2 separate regions of the Homo sapiens genome follow, and region 1 is linked to region 2. The links are chromatin contacts, found by Hi-C in ENCODE. All regions are on one chromosome and are shown on one strand. The core of a region is the stretch at or near the end of the contact, and the rest is flanking DNA. Distances in the headings are between cores, read along the strand shown.

Region 1 (5,262 bases), core at 1,045-3,544, 200 kb after region 2:
CTCTAACAGCAAAAGACAGGGGCCTCTGCACTGATGAAGCTCCTGTACGTCACCAGCACCTCTAGGTGTGGCCGTCGGCAACAGAAGCCCCGGAGGTGACAGTGGGGACTTCCAGAGCCCTGGCAATGTTGGACAGTGAAGAACCAGGAGTCCCCAACCTCCTGGTACTGACATCCCAGGAATGAGATCCACAGCCGGCCGCTGTGAGGGGAGGAGGAGGAGGACCAGCCCAGCTCCGCCAAGCTTGGAGTTGTCAATGGGTTTTGAGGGAGAATGCAGGGGAAATGACACTGGACAGGGTGGCCCCACAGGAGAGCCAAAGGCAGCCTGACGCAGCCAGCGCCCCCTCCGTCCTCCTGCCCCGGACACATCCACAGGGCTCTCCCCTCCCTCCACAACTGAGGGCTCAGTTCCTCCTGTCCCCTGGTGTCCCCCCAATCCTGCTGGTGCCCATCTCCCCTCACACTGCACGCTGCCAGGCTCATCTGAGCCCCCACCCCCATGCCCATGCCAGCCTGGCCCTCTCTGGGCCTCTTGAATCCTAGCACACCCGGAGCACCCCCAGGGGCCATCCCAGCACCTCCCACTCAGATGACCAACCGGCCTCATTCCATTCAAGGTGCCTCTCCCTGTCTCTCCTTCCAGTCACCCAGCGCCTTCCTGGGAAACTGAAAGCAAGAATTCTGCTCCCTGAGCCCCACACCCACTCATAGAGCCAGAGGATCAGGCTCTGTTGGGGGCTGGGTGGGGCTGGAGCACAGGCTTGGAGCCGGTCTGACCTGGGTTCCAATCCCAACTTGGCCCCTATGAGCTGTGTGACCTTGGGAAGACCTTGGGCAAATGACCGCGCATCCTAAGCCTTCTTCATCTTCAAAGTGGGATAATCACAGCACCTGTACTGGGTGTTGAGGAGATGGAAGGAGATGCTGTCTGCAGAGGGTTGAGTGCAGGGCCCGGCACACAGGGAGCGCTTGGTACTCACCCCCTGCACCTGGGGAAGGCCACCCTGTGCAGCCCTAAGAAGGCATCTGTGTGGGGCGTGGACACTCAAAGAAGGGGAGTCTAATGCTACCAGCCACACCCGTCAGCCTCACAGCCCATGCTTATTGGTGGAGTGAGCCACGGTGGGTCTGAAACATAGGCTCTAAGAACAGTTAATGAAACACCCAGTTTCTCAAGAAACTCTGTTCTTTCCAACAGGAGATCATCTAAAGCAGAAGAGAAAGCTGCATGAAAGTGTACTGAGAGCCAGTTACTACAGGCGGACGCCACGCCAGGCTAGGACTAGGGCCGCCGGCAGAGCCTGCACTCTCCACTCACTCCCACCCTTGGGGCAGACGCCGAATTATGGAACATTCTGTATAAAGGAAAACTGTCTTATTCTAAGGATGACAAACAAAATAAACATATTTAAATATTAAGTTAGAGGCAACATGGTTTTTTTCCTTAATAAAAAGAGATGAAAACCTAATTAACTCTGGAAAATAACAGCATTCGAAGCTTGCTATTGTCTGATAGCATAAGCTTTGAAGAAACATAACCTCAGAGCCTGCGTATTTGTCAGCGTTCTCTAGGGAAACTAATAGGATGTGCGTGTATGTGTGCGTGTGCATGTGTGTGTGCGTGTGCATGTGTGTGTGCGTGTGTGTGGATGTGTGTGCGTGAGTGTATGTGTGGTGTGTGTGTGCATGTGTATTTGTGTGTGTGAATATATGCGTGTGTGTATGTGCGTGTGTGTGAGATATTTATAATATGGAATTGGCTCATGTGATTATGGAGGCTGACAAGTCCCAAGACCTGCAGAGTCTACAAGCTGGAGACTCAGGAAGAGCTAATGTTTCAGTTCCAGTCTTAAGGCAGGAAACAGCCCATGTCCCAGCTGCAGGCAGGCAGGAGGAGTTCCGTGTATTCAGAGCAGAGCCAGCCTCTGTCCTGTTCAGGCTTTCAGAGTTGGAGGACACCCACCACCCATCTAGGGAGCCCCGTCTGCTACAATCAAGCTACACACTCAAATGCGAATCTCTCCCAAAACACCCTTACAGACACACCCAGGAGAATGTTTGACTGAATATCTCAGGATATCACAGGCACCCTGTGGCCCAGTCAAGTTGACACATAAGATTCACCATCACAGCCCGTGATGGATTATGTCTAAGAACAGAGTCTAGGAAAGTCTGCCCTCTCACCCTTTCCTACTGCAGCACATTGCAAAACACACATACACAGGTGCAGAATATGTGTGCACACAGAGAACACCACTGCCTCCTGGTGCTCAGCAAGGGCTCTTTGCGCTTTTGTGGTGTGGAGAGGGAACAGCATTACCAAAGTGTCTGGGTTGAGTGTCACAGAAAGCCAGGGCTCATATTCTGCCTCTGTGTAGTCAGGCTAGTCACGACCAGGGGCCAAACTCAAAGGTTGTTAACAGTATTTTGAATGTCAGCCCTGAAGGAAACCAAAGTCTCTACAGAGGAAAACAAAACAAAACAAAACAAAAAACAAAACGCTTTCCAATTCCCAGGAAATGACTCACTTTCAAGAAATTTTCAATGCATTGAAATTCCAGTTTATCAAAAGGGAAAAAGTTATGGTGAAGAGAGAATGGAAGGTCGTTGGGGAGCTGGCAAAGACTTGTAGAGATAAACCCTGTCATCAGTATTTCACCTGCAAAGGACTCGACTCACCAACATTCTCTGGGAAACAAGAACCTTTCTTTCAGCAACTGTCAGCTTGTTGCAAGTTTTTGTATGCAAACTGGTTCTGGCTGTAGACAAGCTGTACCTACCTCTGTTCAACACATTGATATGATCAGGCTGGGGGGTGTTATTTACATTAAAGTGTGTGATTTTTCCCATTTCTCCAGAAAGGCAGGAGAAGTTCATGATCGTATCTTAGAACATCTCTAGATAGAGAACTTTTGTTCCCTAGGGACAGTCTTAGCAATGGATTGGTGTTCTTTCCAAAACACCATTCCAAAGGCGGTTAGAAATGGAATCAAATGATGCCATTTTATTTGTAATTCCAGCTGTGCTCTCTTCTGAAAAGACAAAAATGTCCCATCACCTCTTTCCATGATGTCCTGCTACTGACTTACTCAGTAACTAGTGAGTCACTAGTCGCTGCCTCAGTTTTCTCATCTGGACACAAGGGGTTGCATGAAAGGCCTGGAAGGGCTATTCCAGTAAAAACAGTCTCTGATTCGAATCCCTCAGTCCTTTGTTTGCCCTTCCAGTAAGTCGGTAGCAGGGCAGGATGCAAATATTTCTGATGCCCAACACTATCCTATTTCTACTAAACCATTCCATAATTGTTTATCAATAAATGGATCAACAAATGGATATTTCACTGTTTATTTAGTTATTTATTTATTTATTTTTGAGACGGAGTCTTGCTCTGTCACCCAGGCTGGAGTGCAGTGGTGTGATCTCGGCTCACTGCAACCTCTGCCTCCCAGCTTCAAGCGATTCTCCTGCCTCAGCCTCCCAAGTAGCTGGGACTATACAGGTACCCGCCACCACGCCCAGCTAATTTCTGTATTTTTAGTAGAGACAGGTTTTTGCCATGTTGGCCAGGCTGGTCTCGAACTCCTGACCTCAGGTGATCCACCCACCTTGGCCTCCCAAAGTGCTGGGATTACAGGCATGAGCCACCACATCTGGACTTCATTTTTGTTGTTGTTCTTTTTTTAATTTTTAGTTTTTCCTCAGCTCTCCCCTCAACAACTGGATATTTCAAAAAGTGACTATTTCAATGTGAATTATTTTCTTTGTCTTTTGGCTTTATACTTGACTTCCAAGAAACATTTTTTGTGATTGATGAATTGTTCCCATGCACATTACATCACTGAATCCTCACAAAAGTGCTGTTAGATAGACATCACCTCCACTTTATATGAGGAAGACTGAGGACTCAGAGATAACCAACAACTTACTCACCGTCACACCATCATGTGGCCAGTGGTCAGTGGGGATCAACATTCCAGCCCAGGCCTTCCAATCCAGAAGCCACAATCTCCCCACTAAATTTCTTAAAATCATGACCGCATCATTGTTTGCCAATCAGGATATTTTGATGGAATCAATTTTCCCCCAGGGAATGCTCTGACACCATACTGACCCCAGATAAGACTGTATTAGTCCGTTTTCATGCTGCTGATAAAGACATACCTGAGAGTGGATAGTTTATAGAGAAAAAGAGGTTTAATGGACTCACAGCTCCATGTGGCTGGGGAGGCCTCAAATCATGGCAGAAAGTGAAAGGCATGTCCTACCTGGCTGCAGACAAGAGAGAATGAGAGAATGAGTGAAAGGGAAAACCCCTTATGAAGTCATCAAATCTCATGAGACTTATTCACTACCCTGAGAGCAGTGTGGGGGAAACTGCCCCCGTGATTCAATTATCTCCCACCAGGTCCCTCCCACAACACATAGGAATTATGAGAGCTACAAATTCAAGATAAGATTTGGGTGGGGAAACAGCCAAGCCATATAAAAGACAAAATATACAAATTCTCTTTCATTATCTCGCTATAGGTTGAACAAGTGTGCTTGACCTTTTCCTTTCCTGTTCTACCCCTAAATCTTATAACATCTCTCATTACAGTAATTTTCAAAACTAAAACTTTAATAATTTAATATTTTGGTCACATAAAAATGTTTCCAATCTAAGTGACAGTATCAAAAAACAGCTGAATCAACATGTTGGGTCCTTGGCAGCCAAATTTTCATCCTCACCCAGTGGCAATGAGGGAGCAATGCTAGTGGCAATGCCAGTCACAGCCAAATTCTGCCCCACCTCCTTCCCATACTGGCAGGGCCCAGCAGGGAACTGAACATCCACCCCCACCCATGCCTACATGCAATGCATAAACAGGTAAGTGCCTGTCCAAAAAGACTGAAGAGGACCCACAGTCTTACAACATGATGCTGAAAATGTTCGGGGCATGATTTCAAAACTGCTGAATATACCAGGAACTAGGATGATTGCAACTTGAATAAGAAAAGACAATAAACAGATGCTGTAGTGGGTTGAAACAGTGGCCCACAAAAAGATAAGCTATGTCCACCTTTTGGAACCTACAAATACAGCCTTACTAGGAAGTAAGATCTTCATAGATGTAATTAAGTTGAGGCTTTTGAGATTTGATAACCCTGGGTTCCAAATTCGCCAACACATGTCCCCATAAGAGGAAGGCAAAAGGAGATTTGAGTCAGAGAAAAGGAGAAGGCCATATGAAGATGGAGGCAGAGACTGGACCTATGCAGC
Region 2 (4,947 bases), core at 1,261-3,760:
ACCTCTGATGGTGTACAGAGCCCAAAACCCATGAGCCCTTAAAGGGAAAAATCTGAACTGCATGCCAGTCCATTGGCGGTAGAACAGAAAAGCATGGCTGGTATCTGAAATATTCTGGGATTGGTTCCACCACTGCTTCATTCCAGAAGTTGAACGATATCTCTAGGGCAAAAACCTTGCTTTCTGGGTCTTATTAATTTTGGATAATGCCCCAGTTCATTGCACGATGAACTTGAAAATGCTCACCCCAACAAAGAAGTTCTTTTCATGCCCCCAATACTACATCTCTCGTCCAGCCCCTCAGGGCATAATACAAACTTTCAAGGCACACTACACGAGGGAACTTTATTGTAAAGCTTGTGAGGCTCTTGACGCCAACAAGGAAGCCACCATGACAGACTACTGGAAATCACTCACTATACGCAGCATTATTGATTATGTTGGCACAGCGTGGGACAGCATCAAGCAGGCTACTATCAATAACTGCTGGGAAAACATTTGGCCAGACTCTGTGAAAACTTTTCAAGGCTTTGAAGGTGTTTCAGAAAATATAAAAAACAATGTAAAAAAACAATGCATATTGCAAGGCAAATAAGTGGAGAAGGTTTCAATGACATGAAGGAAGAAGATGTGGAGGAAATTTTGTCAGAGAAGGCAGTAGAACCCACAAACAAAAACCTGGATGAGATGGCAAAACATGGGAGCATAGTCAGGGATGAAAGTCACCCTAAGACTCCAAGAATTGTCCTTCTCACAGCAGCCAAAATATCAGAATAGAATTCTGCCTTGGAAAACATTTTCAATGACATGGAAGAATGTGACCCTGTACTTGAACGTGGCCTCACATTTAAGCACCTCACTTCCACTGCATTTATCCCTTATTCTGAGATGCTTAAAGATTTGAGGCAAAAAGCCAGGCAGACAAGGCTGAACCAATTTTTCTAGCCAGTTTGAGAGACAGTTGCCAACACCATCAACAAGTTGCAAAAGACAAACTCCTAAGGTAGCTCTGCCAGATCACAATGTGCTGCTCTTACTGACATCTTCCTCTTGTGCAGGGTGAGTTCCACCAGCCTCTTTTGATTTTCATGGGGCAAGCTAAGGTTGATAGGGTAAACCACAGTGCACTCACTGACCATCACACATCCTGCAGCTCCATTACAGTAAGACTTTAGTTAATGTGTATAAAACTTTAAATGCTTAATCTTCACTTAATGCTTTTTTCAGGACTTTATGTATTTGTTATTACTGTGCTATACAGTATAAAGCATGTTCACAGTATTCCGTGTTATGTGAGTACTGTATATGTATGTGTATTGTGTGCATGTGTGTACTTATGACTGAGAATTAAACTAGTACAGTCATAGGAGTACATAATGCTGTAACTGAAACACAGTGTTTATTATAAAGAAATACTGCATATGAGTACTTGTAAGAAATTTATATTAAATAAGCTATCTTCAAACAAAAATACACATAAAACAAGGTTATGTATTGATTGGTTGGCAAAATGTTCTGGCCAGAGTCTTCGTGGATCCTAACGCTATATTTCTCCTCAGAGCAGTGTTGCATTTGTCAGTAATTCAATGATCAAGGTAACTTTCTAGAACATAACTACCACAAATAATGATAATTGACTCTACATTTAAGAGTATTAAGCCATAAGAATCTAATTGCTATGATTTTTTTCTGAACTGAGTTAACACAACTATTATGAGTACACAAATGATGAAAACAATATGTTACCATTTTTATAAATTATTACATATAAAAAGCAAAGTTTTATCTGGAAGTGTATTTCTTTTTCTTTTCTTTTCTTTTTTTTTTTCAGAGATAGTGGTCTCACTATGTTGCCCAGGCTGGACTTGAACTCCTGGGCTCAAGCAATCTGCCCGCCTCAGACTCCCAAAGTGCTGGGATTACAGGCGTGAGCCATCGCACCCGGACAGAAATGGTTTTTTTAATGAAATGTATAGGGCTTTTTTTTTAGTTTGTTAATTTACCCCTGAATGACTATCACTTTTTGCTAGAGTGAGGTATGGCCCAGCATCGCTTGTTTTCCTGTCTTGGAGGATTTTTATGCAAACCCGGAAAAACTTTGTTCACAAAAATAAATACTTGAAAACGCAAGGAGATTTGTCATGATATATCTTAACTCTTTGAAGTCTTCTGAGTTACATGGACAAAGTCCAGATATGGTCTCTCGTAAGTTAAAAATATTTTAAATCATTTATTAACATCTTGATTAGGTCTCCTTTGATTTCTGTGAAAGCTAAGAAGTGGAAACCCCTGAGTAGCAACATTTCAGTCGTTAAAGTCATTGACTTCTTAATACCATCAATATTTCTCATTGTCTCTTTGTTACATAGCCTGGAAGTTTTCCATCTTGCAGCAGTGCACCTCAGGAAGATGACAGGTGCAAAGTCTGCCTTTCTGTATGAATTGGGAGAATGGCCATCATGAGAGAGGAGATGGGACGGCCCAACCAGCTTCATGTCTTCCATGGCTTGGCACCTTCTAAGGCTAGTCAGTTTTAGGTGACTGTGTATGTAAGTTGAGGGTCTGGAAGTGGATTCCCTTAAAACCATCCTGTGCCTGCATATCCCTTGAAAAATATTTCTGTACATGTACATGGGTACCTGTAGCAAGCTAGGTCAAAGAACACTGTACCTAAAACATACTTGTTTGGAAAACTGTAATGTCAAAGAGTCAAAACTTTATAGTAAGTAGTGCCTGGCTGTATAACAAATATGTTGTGTCACACTGGACAAGTCACTTGACCCCTTGGGTCTATGCCTTTGTCCCTGATTTAAGGCTAACACATCTTTTTGCACAGAGTGGCTGGGAGGATGAAATGGGTAATAAATTAATCCAGCAATATTGGGCTTAGACTCCATGGCAGATGATGGCATAAGCACGGTGAATGCAAAGAGTGAGACGCACAGAAGCTTGCACACAGCATGGCAAGTGTGGCCACGGAGATGTAGACTCAGCACTACAGAAGCATGGCAGAGGGAAACCTAAATTCTGCAGAGATAGGGCAGGGCTAGAGGCTTAACCAGCATAAAAGGTGACCTCGGCTGGGCACGGTGGCTCACGCCTGTAATCCCAGCACTTTGGGAGGCCGAGGCGGGCGGATCACGAGGTCAGGAGATCGAGACCATCCCGGCTAAAACGGTGAAACCCCGTCTCTACTAAAAATACAAAAAATTAGCCGGGTGTAGTGGCGGGCGCCTGTAGTCCCAGCTACTTGGGAGGCTGAGGCAGGAGAATGGCGTGAACCCGGGAGGCGGAGCTTGCAGTGAGCCGAGATCCCGCCACTGCACTCCAGCCTGGGCGACAGAGCGAGACTCCGTCTCAAAAAAAAAAAAAAAAAAAAAAAAAGGTGACCTCTGAGTTGGAAGGGTGAAGAGGCAAATGGAACTGCATCTCAAAGGTGTGCCATTTTGGCAGTCCAGGGTGTTCTCAAGGATGGCGAGTAAAAAAGGGCAGCTGAGATCATGGGTGAAGCTGTGGTGGAAAAACATGTTTGGAATATTGTGATACAAACAAGATGGCTGAAAGTCCCTTTAATATTTCGCTGAAGAAGCTATACAAACGAATGGTCAGTGAGCACGTGAAAAACAGTTCAATCTCTTTAGTCATTAGGGAAATGCAAATTAAAACCACAGATAACACTGCACCCCACCAGAATGGATCAAATGGAAAGGGCTGACAATATATCAAGTGTTGGCAAGGATGTAAAGTAACTGGAATTCCCAGACACGACTAATGGGAGTGTAAATGGTATGCTTAGAAAACTGGCCGTTTCTTGCAAAGTTAAATATACATCTACCCTAAGACCGGCAATTCCTTTCCTAGGTATTTACCCAAGAGAGATGAAAGCATAGGTCCACTGAAAGCCATGTACAGCAATGTTCATAGCTTTATTTATAATCAGCAAAGCCTTCACAATTCAAAGGGGTGGGGAAGTCTGCTTTCTCATGTAGTCTCCAGAAATATTCAGAAAACTCAGGCCTCAAGTGACCAACAACTCTGCCCAGTTCACTTTTCAGAAATCCTGTGCCAAATTCTCCGTGGTAATAAACTCCAGGCTTTTCCATCAAGAACTCTAACCAGGCAGAGACATAGTCCCAGAATCATTACAATTTTCCTTCAAAGTATGCCTTTTGTACTTAATATTTGATAAGCAGTGTGTGTGATATGAAAATTTGCTGCAAATTAATCACAAAGCAACATTAAGGTCAGACTTCAGAAGCATCCACAGCTATCCAGTTTTCATGTCAAGTCCTTACCAACTACTCCAGGGCAGGAACAATCATCTCCACCCTCAACCAAAGCAGAGAGCCGACTAAGACAGCTGCCACCTCTCAGAATTTAAAGACTCTCAAACTTTGAAAGAGTTTGAGTAAAAAAACCACTACAGAAGGAAGAACAAGCAGTATCAGCAAGGCAAATAATTAAACAGGTTCAATGTTATCTCAACAATTAAGATCACCAGTAGAAAATAGTCACATCTGAGAAGTATTTATCTCCCCAGGGAGATTCTGATTCTGCATAGATCTGAAGTACAGCCCAGGAGCCTAGCGTCAGTGTGCACATGTGTGTGTATGTTTAAAGTCTTCATCTGATTCTGATTTTCAGCCAGGTTTGGGAACCACTGGTATGGTATAACTCAGTGTTTCTTAAACATCTACATGCATCAGAATCACCTGGAGTAACACAGATTCAGAAGGTGGGGTGGAACCCAAGAATTTGGATTTCCAACAAGTTCCCTGTAGACATTGATGGTATCAGGACCATACTTAGAGAACCTAGTGGTATATATAGACTGACTCTAGAAGTGTTCTGTTTTTTTCCTACTTGGAGAATAATGCAGACTCCCAACCACAGAATGAAGGTCACCCCAGGTCTTTGCCATCAAATCTCACACCCCAGGTATGAAAG

What was found. Hi-C counts contacts between places; a loop is a spot of excess contacts on that map. Pooled maps may share reads with other maps.
Region 1: a loop to region 2 is called in a map of PC-3, with 3 times the contacts of the local background. The contact joins the enhancer-like site here to the promoter of ARHGEF7-AS1 in region 2. A Hi-C loop is called at or near these places in 2 of 168 maps with a recorded cell type or tissue (MCF 10A and PC-3) and 8 of 50 pooled maps.

The regions. Positions count from the first base shown.
Region 1 is chr13:110,941,488-110,946,749 of GRCh38, reverse strand. It overlaps LOC105370364 (a long non-coding RNA gene), which reads left to right. Exons shown (of 3, transcript XR_931732.3): 3 at 1,201-1,294. Among named protein-coding and RNA genes, the nearest start is that of LINC00431, 22 kb to the left of the region's middle. RefSeq lists an enhancer at 4,169-4,418. Within about 2 kb of position 2,294, at least 4 of the 41 ENCODE cell types and tissues checked have a DNase peak (open chromatin) inside an H3K27ac peak, as active enhancers do.
Region 2 is chr13:111,146,128-111,151,074 of GRCh38, reverse strand. ARHGEF7-AS1 (ARHGEF7 antisense RNA 1) reads left to right here and starts at 2,510. Exons shown (of 3, transcript NR_046516.1): 1 at 2,510-2,549. All of the region lies in intron 1 of ARHGEF7 (Rho guanine nucleotide exchange factor 7), which reads right to left. It overlaps LOC101060553 (a long non-coding RNA gene), which reads left to right. Exons shown (of 2, transcript NR_120398.1): 1 at 1-1,059; 2 at 2,370-2,878.